2 separate regions of the Homo sapiens genome follow, and region 1 is linked to region 2. The links are chromatin contacts, found by Hi-C in ENCODE. All regions are on one chromosome and are shown on one strand. Each heading gives the region's core, a stretch centred on a gene start or an enhancer-like site at or near the end of the contact. The rest is flanking DNA. Distances are from core to core; before and after follow the strand shown. Region 1 overlaps PCSK5 (proprotein convertase subtilisin/kexin type 5). Region 2 overlaps PRUNE2 (prune homolog 2 with BCH domain).

Evidence for each region. Hi-C counts contacts between places; a loop is a spot of excess contacts on that map. Pooled maps may share reads with other maps.
Region 1: a loop to region 2 is called in a map of HepG2, with 9 times the contacts of the local background. The contact joins two enhancer-like sites. A Hi-C loop is called at or near these places in 5 of 168 maps with a recorded cell type or tissue (HepG2, IMR-90, MCF 10A and 2 more), 17 of 37 single-sample maps with no recorded cell type and 15 of 50 pooled maps.

The regions. Positions count from the first base shown.
Region 1 is chr9:76,295,788-76,299,277 of GRCh38, forward strand. PCSK5 (proprotein convertase subtilisin/kexin type 5) reads left to right here. Exons shown (of 38, transcript NM_001372043.1): 27 at 878-1,078. Among named protein-coding and RNA genes, the nearest start is that of RFK, 97 kb to the right of the region's middle. Within about 2 kb of position 2,029, at least 12 of the 41 ENCODE cell types and tissues checked have a DNase peak (open chromatin) inside an H3K27ac peak, as active enhancers do.
Region 2 is chr9:76,701,414-76,704,765 of GRCh38, forward strand. It overlaps PRUNE2 (prune homolog 2 with BCH domain), which reads right to left. Exons shown (of 19, transcript NM_015225.3): 8 at 3,348-3,352; 9 at 1,924-2,686. Among named protein-coding and RNA genes, the nearest start is that of PCA3, 61 kb to the right of the region's middle. Within about 2 kb of position 2,103, at least 2 of the 41 ENCODE cell types and tissues checked have a DNase peak (open chromatin) inside an H3K27ac peak, as active enhancers do.

The DNA.
Region 1 (3,490 bases), core at 779-3,278, 410 kb before region 2:
AAGAATCTAACAAGATCCCTTGCCTTAGGCTTTGGTCAACTCACTGACTGATGGAAATGGATAGTTAGGAAAGAAATACAGTGTGACTCTTCCAGCTGAAGAGGATAATAGCCCAATGCACTTGAGTGTTTGGGGGAGAAAGAATGAGAAGGACAGCCCACAATGATCTTCAGTGTTTCTCTACACAGAGATTTATTTTATTTGTAATTTTTCAAGGCCTCAAGGATTCTGTATTCGATGCTCTTAACCCTCTAATGGCCAATGTAAATTCCCAGTTGAAAAAGGACTTAGGTAAAGTGTTGGATTTTTTTAGATGGAGTCTCACTCTTGTCACCCAGGTTGGAGTGCAGTGGCGCAATCTCAGCTCACTGCAACCTCTGTTGGCCAGGCTGGCCTCGAACACCTGACCTCAGGTGATCCACCCACCTCAGCCTCCCAAAGTGCTGGGATTACAAGCATGAGCCACCTCGCCCGACCTGGATTTATTAAAACACATTTCTTGGTTGACATAAGCTAAAGCCATCTTGGTTTCTTTGAAAACAAATGCAAAGGCTGGACACAGTGGCCTGGCCAACATGGTGAAACCCCATCTCTACTAAAAATATATAAGCCGTGCGTGGTGACACATACCTGTAGTCCCGGTCACTCAAGAGGCTGAGGCAGGAGAATTGCTTGAACCCGGGAGGTGGAGGATGCAGTGAGCCGAGATCATGCCACTGCACTTTAGCCTGGGCAACAGAGAGAGACTCCATCTCAAAAATAATAATAAAAACAAATGCAAAGAAAAATGTCCCTAAAATTTCCTCCAGCCTCTTTAGAACTTGGCCTTGCAAAGATCACTAAAGCCTTCATGCTTTCTCTCTGTGTTCTCACATAGGTGGCAGTTGTGTGAGGAAATGTGGTCCTGGATTCTATGGTGACCAAGAAATGGGAGAATGTGAGTCCTGCCACCGAGCATGCGAAACCTGCACAGGCCCTGGTCATGACGAGTGCAGCAGCTGCCAGGAAGGACTGCAGCTGCTGCGTGGGATGTGCGTGCATGCCACCAAGACCCAGGAGGAGGGCAAATTCTGGAATGGTATGTGCCCCCCAAAAAAGAGGTCACAGGGGTCTAGCGACCTACTCTGCTTCCCTCCTTCTATAACTCTGGTTTTTTTAGTTATCCAGGAGAGAAAGGCTGTGCAGAAAAACAAGAGTTTGGAGTGAGAATCAAGTTGGGATCGTTCCTGAGTCTCTCTGATGCTTGCAGTAGGAGTGGGTAGGAAGCTGAGGTTGGCATTCAGCCAGCAGAGAGAGCCCAAAGGGCAATTTATAATTAGTCTACCTGCTTGAGTTTCTACCTGGGTGAAGCAGGCCCGGAAGCAAGTGAAGAGAGTCACGGAGGGAAATGGCCCTGGTATCATTTTCTCAGAAATTTCGGAGTCACTTCTATCACAGGCATGTCCTACGTCCTTATTACATGTCCTTTTTACAGTAAAGGAAAATTTTACCTGTAGGGTAGGCTTTTCCAATTAGACAAGCAAGAACTGCTCGAATGTATTAGATTTTATGCTAAAAACAGACGGTCTCTATGGCTGCGTTATTAGAGCTCACCGTCAGTCAAGCTTGCCTTTAAAAGTTGCTCTTCCCAGTTGCAGACAGGGAAAGCGTGAAGCTTCTGAGGAGGGAGGAGAGGGGACAGGTGTGGGAGCTTGGAATCCAACAGCAAAGCCCTGCAGGTGCTCATTCCTCCCCGAGTCTTTAGAACGCGCCTCCTCACACTTGAGCGTCAGTTATAGGCTTCCTTGCAAGGTAATTACAAACTTTCAGCGACCCCTCTGTGACCGAGGTGGTTAAAAAACAAAATCCTCTTCCTGTTGGAAAAATCTGACTCATGTTCTATGCGGAGACAGTCACAAAAACAGGAGCTGCTCTTCATTTGATTTCGAGGCAAGAATTTGTTAAAAGGGTCACTTCGGTGCAAAGGCAACGGCAGCCGAAGAGAGTGCTGTACAGGAGGAGTGTGCTAAGGGCTCGAGGGAGTGACAGCTCTGTGGTTTTTGCTGGGCTGGAGAGGAGGCACGTCCATGGCTGCTGTCTACTACGGCAGTTTTACACATGTGACTTCAAGGAAGAGCAGCTCAGAGACCGTGGAAAGCCCAGCAGCCAAAGGCCACGGAGAACACGGGCCCTATTTCAGAGACAGAGCCGAGAAGATTATTCAATCCAGATTGGGCTATCTTCTGTGAGTTATAGCTGAAGCAAAATGCTGAAAATGAGTTTGTTTGGCATTCAGGCATTTAAGAGGCAGTGCAAGCCAAAAGGAAAATGGTCTGGTGCTGTGTTTCTAGCTGAACATCTGTATTTTATCTGGCGTCCAGATGATGACACGGTCCAGGGAGCCAAGAGTTAGAGCAGGCTTGATTCCCCAAATGATTCCACGTCCCTTCAACTGGACTACGCATTTTGCAAGCAGAAACCAGGCTTCAGTGGTTCCCTTTTGTCGAAGCACCACACCCACCCCTCCACATTTTCTACTATCACAATGTAATGTTTTTGAGGAGAGGGAGGAATTAGTGCATTTGGGGATTTTTCACTAATAGGGGATTGGGGACAGAGATGAGAGTGTTTCTCATGGCTGGACAAAAGCAATCAAGTCAACGACAGAGCTGTACTTTCCCATTCCCATGACCTATGAAATAAGACATGCAGACCATTAACACAGAGAAATAGCCATTTATTCACTAAGCAAGGTAAAGCTGTAGCTCAGCTTCCCCCAGCATAGTGTAAGCACTGAAATGGATAGTAAATGGGAAATGCATTCCATAAAGTCCTGGGAGTATTTGAGCCAATGCCTACAACCTTCTCCTGACTTCTTTTGCTTAAAAAAAACAGGATCGAGAGTGTAATAGGAGAGGAGAGGCTTCCAGAGAACAAGCACTAATTAGCCACACCTTTCAGATGATGGAAAGCAGATTGCAGTCATCCTGGGTCAATTCAGAGGAAACCCAGGCAAATTACAGAGTGTTTTTGAGAGGATATAGCTGCCTAGGTGGTACCAGAACGTTTTTCTGTTTCATTTTGGGTTTTGTTTTATTTTGTTTTTCAAACACAGATTCAGATTCAGGTAGGAAAGGTAAGATGACACACACTTCAATCCATTCCTTCACCCATGCTGCTCCCCAGTGGAAACAATAAGATCCTGTTTGCGTCTGAAGACTACAACCAACCCCATGAGCATCTATCAGCACAGGCTGGGAAAACACCCTTGAAATAAAAGTCCAGCTAGAGTTCCCTGAACTCCTCTTTTAATAAGGTGGCTAATCAGAATGAGAATGACAACAGTGAGAGAGCCACCATTCTTTGCCAACTGCCAACAAAGTGGGAATACCTCCTACCTAGTCTAAGGATGCAGATTCCTCCACCTATCAGACAATGCCTGACAAATCCTCCAGCTAAGACTAAGTAATCAAAGATTGTGCTCGACTCTCTGTTTTTTCAGCCACCAAAA
Region 2 (3,352 bases), core at 853-3,352:
TTGAAAGAAAAGGTGCTGGTGGCACAATTGAACACTGACTGTCATCTGTTGGATCTCGGGGCATGTGCAAAATGCACACAAGAAGCCAAACAATAGCTCAGCCAACTCATGGCTGCCTGAGTTCTGAGCTCAATCTATAACAATGCCAGCAGGGCTGCTGGGATCCATCTGCTACTCTCTTTCTGATAACGGATCTGGGGTCTCTCTGGAAGAAAATAGCTTGACAGGAAGAAAGAAGGATTAGGCCAGCTGACAATGTCTGGATTTATGAAGCTGCCCTGGAATATGGTAGAGCTTTTAACCCCTTCTGCACTTGGCTAATCCTCAACATACCCCAGCTATTCTTTCCATTGTCCTTGTTCCTTTCATCAAGAAATGTAATTTGTGAATGCCAAAGCTCCCCTGGACACATTCTGTTTCCACACAAATTAAGTTCCCAGAATTTAATACTGCAGGAAGCCTTGAGATCTTTCAGCCCAACTCACTAATTTTACGCATGAGAAAACCTAAGCCTGGGATTAATCCTAAAATGTATAATCAGTCATGGTAGAGGCAGGCTGGAATCCAGATTCCTTGACTCACTGTGGGTATGTGATGTGTATAGTCCTTTACACTCCCAAGCTGAGTAGCAAAAATATATCTTTTCTCGCTTTTTTTTTTTTTTGAGACGGAGTCTGGCTCTGTCACTCAGGCTGGAGTGCAGTCACACGATCTCGGCTCACTGCAACCTCCACCTCCCAGGTTCAAGCAATTCTCCTGTCTCAGCCTCCCAAGTAGCTGGGATTACAGGTGCTGCCACCACCCCAGCTAAGTTTTGAATTTTTAGTAGAGACGGGGTTTCACCATGTTAGCCAGGGTGGTTTCAAACTCCTGACCTCAAGTGATCCACTCACCTTGGGCTCCCAAGGTGTTGGGATTACAGGTATGAACCACCGCACCTGGCCGATATCTTTTCTCTATTACATTTTAAGGAGAAAACATGACTTTCCCCGTTACTTAAGTTACTTTTCACAATTTGTTCTTTTGTCCCTGGAAGCAGGTGGGCTTCATAAACACAAATGAAGAGAAATGAAGAATGCTAAACAGTTTCAGCAGAGACTGGAAGCTTGAGGGCAGTGATGACATCCTATTCCCTGATATATGCCCATTGGCTACCCAGAACCACGGCACAGAGCAAGCTCTCAAAAACCACATGGTGAATGAATGAATGAATGAATCACTGATTTAATGACAGTTTGCCAATTTCTCTGCCAATTAGGGAATGAATGTGTTACACTGAGATTTGGAGACTGCTGTGGAGCCTGTCTCTTATCTAACTATAAGTTAGGTGCTTACATAAAACCAGAAAATGCCTTGTATTTGAAAATATGAAAATGCCTCTGTATGCTAAGCGGTGTGTCAACTGAGAAAGTACAGGCTTTGGAGGTGGCAAGCTTCGAATCCCAGGTGTTCACTCTGGTTACTTAATTCTAGGCAAATTATAGAAAATTTCTGAGCCTTGAATCCCCCTACTCAACCCTACTCCTTCCATTCCCCCCACTGGCATGTTAGGATTAAATGAGATAATGTATGCAAACTGCCTTGCACATAGTAGGTGCTGATTAAATGTTAGTGTCACTTCCTTGTATTCCCAACTGCCTGTTGAAGAGTCATGTAGGTATTCAAGTAGGTGGGGTGGCAGTTGGGGGGTAGGTATAAGACTGAATGAAAATTGAAGGGGCTTTTTGGCTGAAAATGTACATAAATTATCATTATGGTTATAGTTATCTAGTAGCTGCTTTTACTGATGGTGTGCCTTGCATTCAATATAAGCAAAGCTGCTATCATCCAGGTATTCCTCATATTCCATAACCTCTAACCATTTCCCAGGTTTCTAAATAAATTGCTTTTCAGGAAAAAAAATAAATCTAGCTTTTTGCTTACCCATTTGGTCTTGATATCCTGGTTCCGAGCTCAAGGAACTCTGTCTCCTCCTCCATTTCCGTGTCAGGGATCATGTTTTTCTGAACAGGCTGTGGTGAAAGCATTTCCCATTCATTGTCATGGGTGACAGCCTGCAACGTAACTGCATCCGGGCCAGCCCTGCCTCGGCTCTTACTCTTCTGTGATTGGCTGACTGGACCAGAGGCTTCCTCTAGTGCCAAAGATTCTAGAGGCTTCATTTCTTCCAGAATCTGCAGCTGGGGACCCTCACCCAAGCCGAGTTCAGAGAACGGCTCCACAGTCTTGCCAGACCACCCAGGCCCTGAGTCCCTGGCATCCAGTGATGGATCACCAACCTCACTATGGCCCAAGAACATCCAACTCTGGTCTTGTGCAGGGCTTTCAAAAGATGATCTCGTATCGCTTTTAGAAGACATTTTCTCTGCAGAGAGACCTTTTCTTTCATTTAAGGAGGCTGGCTGACATGTGTCTGGGAAGCTTGCTAACTGAGTTCCCTGCAGCCCTGTTTCTTTGGAACCTACATACAATTCTAATTCAGCTATGCTTTCTCTTTCTTCACAGGTCTCTGGCTTTGAGTGTGAATTTTCTTCACGGTTTACAAGTATGTAATCCATGTGTAGTGCATGACGATCTTCATTCTTCTCTGTACATCTTTCTTCCTTGTATTCTGATTTTATCTGCTCAGGCTCTTTGGTAGGAATTGTTTTTTCTTCTTCCAATTCTGATATTTCCTTGCTGGCACCTAGAAGTGGAAGTTGAAAGTGAGAAGAGGAGAAAAAGGTTTAATTAACACATTGTGTGATTTGTGATCCTTGCAAATGATCATCTAAAAGAGGTAATTTAATATTTTTTATATATTTTATTTATTTATTCATTCATTCATTTGAGACAGAGTCCCGCTCTGTCACCCAGGATAGAGTGCAATGGTGTGATCTCGGCTCACTGCAACCTCCACCTCCTGGTTTCAAGCTATTCTTCTGCCTCAGCCTCCCGAGTAGCTGGGACTACAGGCACCTGCCCCCACGCCCAGCTAATTTTTGTATTTTTAGTAGACATGGGGTTTCACCATGCTGCCCAGGCTGGTCTCGAACACCTGACATCAGGTGATCCCCCCTCCTTGGCCTCCCAAAGTGCTGAGATTACAGGCGTGAGCCACCGCGCCCAGCTAGAAAATATTTTTATTTTGTAGAGTCATTCGATTTTCTCGTGCACTATCAGGAATAGGTATTACATATGCACTAGATTTTACTGCTGTTATAATACAGGACTTAGTGAGGCATGCCTTGAAAATGTAGTTAGTTTTCTCTCTACCCTCATTGGTAGGAAGAGTGTGTCTTACAAATATGCACTAGTTTAATCAACGCAGCAGTTTCTTGGAAGTGGAAGAATGGAATGTTTCTTACCATTT